Linked DNA regions of Homo sapiens: region 2 is linked to region 1. The links are chromatin contacts, found by Hi-C or POLR2A ChIA-PET in ENCODE. All regions are on one chromosome and are shown on one strand. Each heading gives the region's core, a stretch centred on a gene start or an enhancer-like site at or near the end of the contact. The rest is flanking DNA. Distances are from core to core; before and after follow the strand shown.

Region 1 (5,692 bases), core at 1-2,500:
TTTGTTCTCTCTCCAGCCTGCGTCCTGCTCAGCAGCAGCCAGTCATAGATTCCTGCTCTTCAATCAATTCGGGGGATCTGGGCTCTCCGCCTCTGCGGCCCACACCGCAGTGCCCAAATGCCCACCACACTCCTTAGTGTCCAAGGGACCGAGAAGCCCAGTGCAAGGAGAGCAAGTTCGTGAGTGGTAGGGATATGTGGCCATGTCCCGAGAGCCACGGGGACCTCTCTACAGTCAAAAACGGGAAGTTGACCACCTGTCACGGCTGGCAGAGGCTGGACTGGGCCGCTGGCTAGGAAGCTCTCTCCCCAGCCTGTGAAAGTGCACAGGATACTGGAGCGGGCTTCCCCCAGCAGCGGATCCTCGCGTGGGTGCAGGCAAGGTCAGGTGCGCATTGTTCCCACAGAGGGAGTTCACCAGCGGAGTCAGACCCCGGGACGTTCTGTGTGGCCGAAACCGGCTGAACGTGAACCTAGAGCAGTAACTGGCGAGCATACGATGCCGCGGAGCACACGCATGAGCATGAATATCTTGGTTCCGCGCTCGCAGTCCCCTCGTTCCCGCCTTGCGCTCAAACACTCAGGCTGGCGACACCCCTGCACTCTCCAGTGTGGAAGACTTGCGCTCCCCCCTGCGGCCCAGGCGAACCCCGCTCTCCCTGCGCCTCCCACCCCAGTCCTCCAACCCCATCCTCTGCCTCCCCAACCTAACGACGTCGCTGTGGTCTGCGCTCCCGCCCTGACCGGCAGGTGAAAGGCGGAGCTGCAATGCCATCCCGCGGCTGTCAGGTGCCCAGGGAAGAGTTTGGCGACAAGCAGGGCTGCGTGGATTTCGGGCAGCGCCAACTTTATGCCTGTATGACTTTGGGCAAGTGACTTCATTCCTCTGAGCCTGTCTTTGCACCTGCAAAGAGGGCTACGTATCCCTTCCAGGTAGAGTGAGTGCGATGAGGACCTAGTGGGTGCACAGGGCACCAGGCGCACCGATGCTCGGCAGGCCAGGGCGCGCGCTCGCTGCAAATGGAGTTCCCCTGTGCGCTCAGCTCTGCAGCTCCAAGTGCAGCCTGGAGCGAGCCCGCCGAGCCGCGGGATCCCTCCGGGGTGGGATAAGGGAGGGGAGCCCCCGCGGCCCCCTCCCGGCCCTCGGCGCGGCCGCGTGCGTGGTGTCATTGGCCCGGGCGGCCCGGTGGGCGGGAGGATGACATCAGCGGCAGGTTGGATTATAAAGGCGCGAGCAGAGTCACGGGCTCAGAGCGCACCCAGCCGGCGCCGCGCAGCACTGGGACCCTGCTCGCCCTGCAGCCCAGCCAGCCTGCTCCGCATCCCCCTGCTGGTCTGCCCGCCGACCTGCGCGCCCTCGCTGCCGCCCGTGTGCGCCCCTCGACCCCAGCGGCACCATGCATCTCTCCCAGCTGCTGGCCTGCGCCCTGCTGCTCACGCTGCTCTCCCTCCGGCCCTCCGAAGCCAAGCCCGGGGCGCCGCCGAAGGTGGGTGCTGTCGTGGGGACGCCGAGCCTGGGAGAGGCGTGGGAGGCTGGGGGCTTGGAGAATGCGGCGCGCAGGACCCAGGAGAGAGGGAAGGCAGGCGGCTGTCTCCTCCGAGATGCGCGTGGGCGAGAGCCGGGGAGCCCTCGAAGCGCGGATTCGGGGGTCCACTTCTCCAGCCTCCGGAGAACATCGGCCCATGCGCAGCCCCCTACCCCAGTGTGGCCTGCCCGGCGAGCAGCAAAGGGAGGGCAGGGGGCTTCCGGAGGGAGCGGCGAAGGCGGCCGCGTGGCAGGTGGATGCGGGGCCAAGCTGGCCGGCATCGGTGGGGGCGGCTCTGGGCTTGGGAGGGACACCCCGCGCCGGCGGGCGCGTGGGGCTGGAGCATCAGAGTCCCCCGTGCTGCAGCCGCGTGTCCCTTCACCTGCCCGCTCTTTCCTCGGACAGGTCCCGCGAACCCCGCCGGCAGAGGAGCTGGCCGAGCCGCAGGCTGCGGGCGGCGGTCAGAAGAAGGGCGACAAGGCTCCCGGGGGCGGGGGCGCCAATCTCAAGGGCGACCGGTCGCGACTGCTCCGGGACCTGCGCGTGGACACCAAGTCGCGGGCAGCGTGGGCTCGCCTTCTGCAAGAGCACCCCAACGCGCGCAAATACAAAGGAGCCAACAAGAAGGGCTTGTCCAAGGGCTGCTTCGGCCTCAAGCTGGACCGAATCGGCTCCATGAGCGGCCTGGGATGTTAGTGCGGCGCCCCCTGGCGGCGGTGAGTACGGCCCACCCGACGCCCAGCCCCAGCCCGGCCCGGGACCGCCCGCCGCCCAGCCGGCCTTCGGAGGCGCGCGAGCCGCCTTTGCTCAAGTTGTGCTAGGCGTTTGCCAGCCGCCCCCTTTATTATCCCACTTTACAGACAAAGAAAGCGAAGGATAACGTGATCGGGGAACTTTGGCAAGGTCAGAAACGGCTCAGCCTGGTTGAACCCACCTGGCTTCTTCTGGAGAAGCAGAAACAGGCTTGGTGGTGTCTCACCCACCCCTGAACCGTAGCTGAACTAGCAGCACTGGCCCCTATTGGCCAGCTGGTGGGGGGATTGAGAGGAGATCATGGGTTTGTGGGAGCAGAGAAGGAAGGTTACACCCACAAGTCCAGGGGACATCGATCATCTGCTGGCCACCATGCCCCCTGTAGTGAGAGTAGCCCTCTGCTGGCACTGTCAGAGCGCCCTTCTGCCTGGGACACTCCGATTCCTGTCCCTTCTCTAAACCCAGGCAGTGGGCAAACTGGTCTGTCCAGGGTCCTGAGGCAGCTGCAGCCTGGTGGCTTCGGGGGTGAATCTCAGTGCTTGTGGCACTATTTCAGGGAATAGGAAAGACACTAAAGTAAATATTATTTGCCCCAGCCTCGAACTCAACACGTCCCAGAGTCCCTCACCAACCCTGTCCCGACCCAACCGGTGCTCTGGGCTCCGTTTCTGGTGTGGGGTCTCACCCCGCACTAGGGCTGGAAACCTCTGCCCTACCGCCACCCCCTGCCGGGTGCCGCGTGGTGGTAATTTACTGCTGCAGAGAGCCTCACCTCTCCTCTTTCCCTCCTCTCTATTCCTGCCGCCTGCCCGTGCCCACTGAATAACATCCCAGCCTCTGACATTGACAGTCATGTGCGTTAGGATCAGGCTTACCTGGCTTTCTCGCTTTCTTGCCTCCAGCTCAGCAGCTGCCACTGCCTGTCCCACACCTTGACTGTCCCATCCCAGGCTACGGGCAAGCTGCTGTCTCCTCCCCAGAAACCCTTGTCAGTGTCGGATCTTCTCCCGGAGGGAAACAAGAGCGCCTGTCCAGCACACTGTCTCTTTTTTACAGTACAGAACACTTTTTCACAGTTTGTGAACCCATTCACCTCTCCATATTGAACAGCTTAAGGGCGAAGTGCTGGCCTAAGGCACTCTAGGACCCACTGCACCCCGAACAGACTCGTGGAAATATTTGTCAATGACCAGAGAAACCAGCACACCCTGGCCCATGGCCACTCCCACCTGCCCGAGGTTTTAACCAGTGCCCTTCCTCTCTTTGCAGCCAGACCTCACTCGGCTGTGGGCCTCTCCCCAGTTCTGCAAAGGCTGTAGTTGTCTGTGATCTTGACTCTCCCCTGCACAGGGAGAAGAATGATTCTGACACTTGGGGACCAGCCTTCAGTAGCTACCCTTGGAATGCCTTTGCTCTCTTCTCTCCTGTCTAAACAACAAAGAGACGGAGTCTGAGGCCTCAAATTTTCAGTTTGATTTAAGCATCAAGTTCAAACTTTAGAACCTGAGCAAATGTTAGTGACTCTCCATTGGTTCGTACCTGGAATGCGCATCCCCACAGGGGCTTTGTTCTTGGGCCTGGATGTCTGTGGTCACCAAGTGATGGCCAAACGGGTGGTGAAAGATGCTGTGTAGGAGGAATCCACATTGTTAAGAATTCTCGACCCCTTTGATCAGGGGGGTTCAATAATCTCCTACCAGCTCTCTTAGCATAGATGAACACTTACCGTCGACACCTTCAACACCGGCTTACGCCCAACACCAGCTGTTTTATTATTATTTGGGAAGGGCGGTGTGGATTTATTATTTGGGATTTTTTAAATGAAAAATAAAAACCCCACCCTCACTGCCCCCCATTCCCAGTGAGAGAGCAGAACATCATTCCTGCAGGCTCCTGGTGACGATGCCCAGGATATATCACTGGGCGTAAAGAGAAAGACAGCTTAGATTTTTCACATTAATGAAAACTCTTTGAGGTTGTGGCTGTTTCTCCACGCAGTGGGTGACCTGGGCTCTAAGCCACCGTAATGATGGTGGTTGATGGTTCTAGGTATTCATTGTAAAATGCTAATGACAGAGACTGGGTGTAGGTGAAACCTGAATGAACACTTTGCCCCTGGGGCCCAGCAACATCACAGACAGCTGTCATCTGTGTAAACTCACGGCAGAGCCAGAGAAGGGAGTGGGGGAGGGTTCATCAAGCCATTCTGGCCCAGGTCCCCTCTGTGCATGCTGTCCTTTGGGAGGGCACTGAACGCCCCTGAAGGCCACCTTCCTTGGGCCCCGGGGCACCCACACACCCATTAGCAGAGAGTTTACCCTAACAACACTCAGAGCCCATGACTGTGCATTTCCCCAAGGCTGGTGTGAGACACCATTTCCTCTGCTCCTGAAGGGGACCTGGACCCAGACCCTTTCCTCTGCACAACCAGCTAGGGAAGGAGGTGCTGTTTACTGGGTGGCAGCTGTGACCCAGACACTGCCGATGCCCGATCCGAGGCTCCCTGTTGAATCTGAAAGCCAGCCCTAGGAGGTGGCTATTATCCAATTTTATGGGTGAACACTCCCAGCTATCCAGGGTCATCCAGGGACCCAACGTCAGAGTAGAGATTTGAGCCCAGGATTCCTGATCCTGAGATGTCTCTCTTCTCCTTCCATCCATGGTCACTCAGACACACGAACCCCGGGCGAGCACTGACTGAGGGTTTGCGTTGTAGCAAAAAAGGGATGGGAGATTTTCCATTCTCTTTCTCTCACTGCGCTTCCCTGAGTGCCAAGGGCAAGGCCTGTGGTTAGACTGGGGGAAGAAGGAGTGTTGCAGACACGCTGGTTCCACTTGTACTGGGGCAGCAAAGCAGAAGGGGCCTGGGGAGTGCGCAATGGGGGGCTCCTCCCCTCTGCAGGAAGGCCTGGTTGGGGGGGTGGCGGAGGTAGGGGAACATCCCTCAAGCTGCTGGGAGAAGGGGAGGAAAGGTTCTAGAACCACCCTGCCTGCTAGGATTTCTCAGCTAAGGGGCCAGAACTGAGCGTCCCGTGTTCACTCTGTGTTTCAGGATCGGGAACTGGCTCCGTTGTGCTGAGGTCATCTTTGGTCATCAGCCTCCAGCATCTGGAAACACCTCCAACGCAATGTGGCTTTTACATTTCTTTCTTTCTTTCTTTTTTTTTCCTGGTACTGGGAATACACAACACCAGCTGTTTTATTATTATTTGGGGAGGGGGTTGTGATTTTATTATTTGTTTTTTTAAAATGAAAAATAAAAAGTTATATATTATATATATATTATATACATGAAACACACACACCTACACCGACTTGATGACAAGGGACAGTTTTTAAGAGACTGACAGAACCAGCTGTAAAACATTGCTGTTTGTAAATTCATGTCATGCATAAATGTATTTATGTTGTAAA
Region 2 (5,692 bases), core at 2,034-4,533, 35 kb before region 1:
ACATGGAACTATTTCCCAAACTCTTAAGAATATAAGGAAAGGAATTAGGACTTCCTGTCCTCTCCAATACAAATACAAATTATATCTGTACTTTAGAGACAAATCAAGTCCCATTTAATCCAGAAATGATTTCTCCACCCTCTGACCTACTACAGCACTTAATATCCGTACCACATATTTTGCATTTAAACAAATGTCCATTTCATTGCTTTCCTAATAATTTCATGTGTGCACTTTTCTTTTATATCCTTTAAAGTGTATAATGCTGTAGATGCTTAATAAAGTTATTAAATTGGAATGAAATTATAGTTTTAAATGAATTTTGATATAGAAACTCCCACATTTTATTCCCAAATAATGTCATTTCCAAAAACGGTTCACACGCCTCAGTTTTAGCTCCATCATCATCAGATTAAAAATAAAGTCGTTATCCAACCATGTTCAAATAAGGCTTACAGTTTTCTTAGTACAGCTCATTCAAACTCAAATCAGGGGAGGTTTTCCAGTGCCATAGTGTCTTCTGAAGTGTAAGTCCATGCTATTAACAACACCTGCTCCTACTTTCTTCAATGTAGCAAATTTCACTTGAAATATTTCTCAAACCTCAAACCTAGTCAGTCCCGGGAAGATTTCCTTCTGCAGAAAACTTGTAAGCACAAAAATCTAAGCTACAGAATATACTAACCACACCTCACTCACAACTGGGAAGCAAATTCCCCAGAAAAGGATCAGTTCAAGATGTACAATTAAATGAGTCTCACACCTATAGAACAATGGAACAGAACAGAAAACTCAGAAATAAAGCCACACACCTACAACCATATGATCTTCAACAAACTGACAAAAAACAAATGGAGAAGGGACTCCCTATTCAATAAATGGTGCTGGGATAACTAACTAGCCACATGCAGAAGATATAAAACTGTATATATTTCATGATATACATAATGGGTTAAAGATTTAAATGCAAAGACCTCAGTCAGGCACAGTAGCTCATGCCTGTAATTCCAGCACTTTGGGCAACTGAGGCAGGCAGATCTTTTGAGCCTAGGAGTCAGAGACCAGCCTGACAACATGGTAAAAACCACATCTCCATAAAAAATACAAAAATTAGCCGAACGTGGTAGTGCGCACCTGTAGTCTCAGCTACTCGGGAGGCTGAGGTGGGAGGATCACTTGAGCCTGGGAAATCGAGGCTGCAGTGAGCTGCAGTCACGCTACTGCACTCCAGCCTGGGTGACAGTGAGACCCTGTCTCAAAATAAAATAAAAGACCTCAAGCTATAAAAATCCTAGAAGAAAACCCAGGAAATACACTTCTTGACACTGACCTTGGCAAATTTTTGGCTAAGTCCCCATAAGCAACTGCAGCAAAAACAAAAATTGACAAGTTGGAACTAATTAAACTAGAGCTTCTGCACAGCAAAAGAAATTATCAACAGATTAAACAGACAACCTACAAAATGGGCGAGAATATTCACAAACTATGCATCTGACAAAGGTCCAATATCCAGAATCCCTATGGAACTTAAATCAACAAGCAAAAAACAAATAAGCCCATTTTTAAAAATGGCCAAAGGACATGAACACTTCTCAGAAGAAATACAAAAAGAAAAAACCACGACATACAAGCAGCCAACAAATATATGGAAAACATGATCATGACTAATTATCAGAGAAATGCCAATCAAAACCACAATGAAATACCATCTCACACCAGTCAGAATGGCTATTATCAAAAAGTCAAAAAACAACAGATCCTCATTAGGCTCCCTTGGAAAGGGAACATTTAAACTACTGTTGGTGGGAATGTAAATTAGTTCAGCCACTGTGGAAAGCAGTTTGGAGATTTCTCAAAGAACTTAAAGAGCCACCATTTCACCCAGCAATCCCACTGTTGGGTATATAACCAAAGGAAAACAGACCATTATACCAAAAAGACATATGCAGTTGTATGTTCACGGCTGAGCTATTCACAATAGCAAACACACGGAATCAACCTAGGTGACCATCAATGGTGGACTGGAAAAAAAAAATGTGGATGTACAGGATGGAATACTATGCAGCCACAAAAAAGGAAGATATCATGTCCTTTACAGCAGCACAGATGGAGCTGGAGGCCATAATCCTAAACGAATTAGCACAAGAACAGAAAACTAAACACCACACGTTCTCACTTATAAGTGGGAGCTAAACATTGAGCACACTTACAAGTGGGAGTAGAAACATTGAGCGCACATGGACATAAACATGGGAACAGTCGGCCGGGTGCGGTGGCTCACGCCTGTAATCCTAGCACTTTGGGAGGCCAAGGCGGGCGGATCACGAGGTCAAGAGATCGAGACCATCCTGACTAACATGGTGAAACCCCGTCTCTACTAAAAATACAAAAAAATTAGCCGGGCGGGGTGGCGGGCGCCTGTAGTCCCAGCTACTCGGGAGGCTGAGGCAGAAGAATGGCATGAACCCAGGAGGCGGAGCTTGCAGTGAGCCGAATCGCGCCACTGCACTCCAGCCTGGGCGACAGAATGAGACTCCGTCTCAAAAAAAAAAAAAAAAGGTAACGGTAGACACTGTAGACTACTGGAAGGAGGGGAGAGATGGGGGATGTGGGTTGAAAAACTACCTACTGGGTTCTATGCTCAATACCTGGGTGCAATATACCCATGTGACTAACCTGCATGCGTATCCCCCATATCTAAAAGTTTATTAAAAAAAAAAACTCTCTATGATCAATAAAGGAGATAAAGTGTATCACTGTGGAAAGCGCAAACGTCAAGGACATGTTATAATTAAGCGGCTGCCCTTCAAGATTCCCGAGGCTCCCCATCCCTGCCAGTCCTGAACATCTCGATCAAGACCCTAGAGAACGCGTCCACAGGTGACCCGAGCCTCGGGAGGCGTCCTCTCTACAGCAACAGGCTCTAATTCTGGTCTCGCTCCCCTCACGCCATCCTAGGCTACAAGGGCCCCGGCGCTATAAGCGCGGCCTGGGAGGCCGGGTCGGTCAGGAGCGGAGAGTGGGGAGCTGGGGACATTGAGGGAGATGCGGGACAGGGAAGACGCGTGGGCCGGGGAGCAACGCCAGAGGCGGAAGACGCTCGTCCCGGGCCGCCACCACAGGTGCCGGGCGAAGCGCCGCGGAGCCCCCCAGAGGCCAGACCCCGGGTCGGTCCCGAGGGGGTCGTGCAGCACTAGGCGGTGCAGGGGGCAGGCGAGTGAGGGCCTCACCGTTTCTCCCCGGAGGCCGGCGCCGCCGCAGTCCCGCAGTTGCTAAGGAGAATGCTCTTCCGGGTCACGGGCGCGGCGTTCTAGAGAGCGACGGTGGCCGGGCGAGGCCGAGAGCGAAGCGCGCGGGGTGTGTGCGCGGTGCAGGAGCTCGTAGTCGGCGGTTCAGCTGCGACAAGGGCGAAATGGCCAGGCCAGGGGCCGCCGCGCCTTCTCCGGCCTCGCTCGCGGGGACAACTGGCTGCAACGGTTGGCTCCCAGTGGGCGGCCTCTGAGACGCCTTGTGCCAGGCGCCGGCTGGCTCCGGGCCCCTCTTCCACCGGAAGGAGCCTTCCAGACCCGGCTCCTGAACCTCCAGGCTCTGCTCCACTGGGCCAGGTCTTGCACGGCAGACGCCGCCGGCCCCTTTCCTGTTACAAGGCTTTGCTCATTCTTTCATTTACTCACTGCTCATTTATTGGACAACTGCTTGGGGCGAGGTGCAGTGCTGGCACTGGGGATACAGAGATGGACAACCCCCGCATGGTCCCTGCCCTCAGGATGTGAGGCTGATGGCAGAGCAAGCAGATGACGTCCTGCACGTGGGGATGATCGAAGGAAAGGAGACTAGGGGAGCCTGCCCAAGGGGCCCACCCAGACACGGGTGGGGAGCAGCTGATGTTGGAGACGTCGACCTAGTATAAAGGGTTGGGAAGAGGGTTTCAGGTGAGAGAGGAAGCGCAGCCGAGAAAGCCCCCGACAGTTCAGCCCGCCCAGGGAAGCGTGTTGAGAGGAAACAATCGTTAAGTACGGGACCTAGGAAACACCAATATTGTAGATGTGAGCAAAGGAAAAGGAAATCCAAAGAGCAGCCAGAACGTTCGGGAGAGCACAAGAGGAAAGAATGCCAGTGAGGGGATGGCCGCCATTCTCAAGCTATGGAGATCAAGTGTCCATTGGTGACCATAGAAAAATCAAACTTCCCTTTGGGAGGCCGAGGCGGGCGGATCACCTGAGGTCGGGAGTTCGAGACCAGCCTGATCAACATGGAGAAACCCCGTCCCTATTAAAAATAATAAATTAGCCAGACGTGGTGGCACATGCCTGTAATCCCAGCTACTCAGGAGGCTGAGGCTGGTGAATCGCTTTAACCCCGGAGGCGGAGGTTGCAGTGAGCCGAGATCGCACCATTGCACTCCAGAAAAAAAAAAAGAGAGAGGGAAGGAAAGACGGGAGGGCAGGGCAGGGTAGGGATCAAACTTCGGGAATACAATGTGGACAGATGCTTGAACCACCGTATGCTCCATATTGAAAAAGGAAAAGAGATGCATTAAATTGTGCCTATATTTCTCTTTTTTTTTTTTTTTTTTTTTTTGAGACGGACTATCGCTCTGTCGCCCAGGCTGGAGTGCAATGGTGCGATCTCGGCTCACTGCAACCTCCGCCTCCTGGGTTCAAGCAGTTCTCCTGCCTCAGTCCCGAGTAGCTGGGACTACAGGCGCGTGCCACCACTCTCGGCTAATTTTTGTATTTTTAGTAGAGACGGGGTTTCACCGTGTTAGCCAGGATGGTCTCACTCTTCCGCCCATCTTGTCCCAAAGTGCTGGGATTACAGGTGTGAGTCACCGCACCCGGCCAGTGCGTTGCAGTAGTCTAAGAAAATTCAGGGTTTCCCTTAGTAACTATGAGCTCCATGAAGGTGGAAAACTTTGCATCTGCAGTACCTGCCACACACACAGGCCTCAATCGATGTTTGCTTAAAGACTAAATGAACCCAAGGAACCTTTGTTTTTTAATGTTCACACAGACCTTTCTAGAACCCTCAGGAAAACTGTGATTTCAGCAAAACTTGTCTTTGAAATGTAGAGGGTAGAGGAAACCCAGCAAGGACAGGAGGCAGAGGGTGTCAGGCATCCAGGGATTCAGTGGATAGGAGAGGGGCCAGTGGGGACAGGAAGGGGAAGACCTAGAAGAGGAAGAGAACAAAGGATTGAAATAAAATCTGTGGCCGGATGCAGTGGCTCATGACTATAATCCCAGCACTTTGGGAGGCCAAGGCGGGCTGATCACTTGAGGTCAGGAGTTCGAGACCAGCCTGGCCAACATGGTGAAAACCTGTCTCTACTAAAAATACAAAAAATTAGCCAGGCATGGTGGTGGGGGCCTGTAGCCTCAGCTACTCGGGAGGCTGAGGCAGGAGAACTGCTTGAACCTGGGAGGTGGAGGTTGCAGTGAGCCTAGATCGGGCTACTGCACTCCAGCCTGGGAGACAGAGCAAGACTCCGTCTCAAAAAATAAAAAAATAAAAAGAAAACCTGAGATTTCAGGACTAGAAATAGGAGGTGAAGCCAAGGAAACCAAAAATAATTAAAAGTAGGAATAGAGAATCAAGGACAAGAGCAGAGGAAGTAGGGCTGAGACCATTATTTTCCTTAAGTTCAACGGACAAATCTCATTTTGATTGGTCGTTTGTCAAAGTGTGCTGC

What was found. A loop is a pair of places that touch in the nucleus more often than their neighbours do. ChIA-PET counts read pairs that join two places held with the same protein, here RNA polymerase II (POLR2A). Pooled maps may share reads with other maps.
Region 2: a map of endothelial cell of umbilical vein shows a loop between it and region 1 (6-fold over the local background). The contact joins the promoter of DIS3L2 here to the promoter of NPPC in region 1. A Hi-C loop is called at or near these places in 3 of 168 maps with a recorded cell type or tissue (CD8-positive, alpha-beta T cell, HepG2 and endothelial cell of umbilical vein), 4 of 37 single-sample maps with no recorded cell type and 15 of 50 pooled maps. POLR2A ChIA-PET finds 5 or more read pairs at or near these places in 8 of 52 experiments (AG04450, H1, HEK293 and 5 more).

What each region holds. Positions count from the first base shown.
Region 1 is chr2:231,921,954-231,927,645 of GRCh38, reverse strand. It overlaps NPPC (natriuretic peptide C), which reads left to right and starts at 1,250. Exons shown (of 3, transcript NM_024409.4): 1 at 1,250-1,486; 2 at 1,931-2,241; 3 at 5,331-5,692. The coding sequence starts at 1,397. The coding sequence ends at 2,221. RefSeq lists an enhancer at 1-560 and silencers at 962-1,181, 2,137-2,186, 2,267-2,356.
Region 2 is chr2:231,959,304-231,964,995 of GRCh38, reverse strand. DIS3L2 (DIS3 like 3'-5' exoribonuclease 2) reads right to left here and starts at 3,283. Exons shown (of 21, transcript NM_152383.5): 1 at 3,231-3,283. RefSeq lists a silencer at 3,026-3,185 and an enhancer at 3,316-3,405.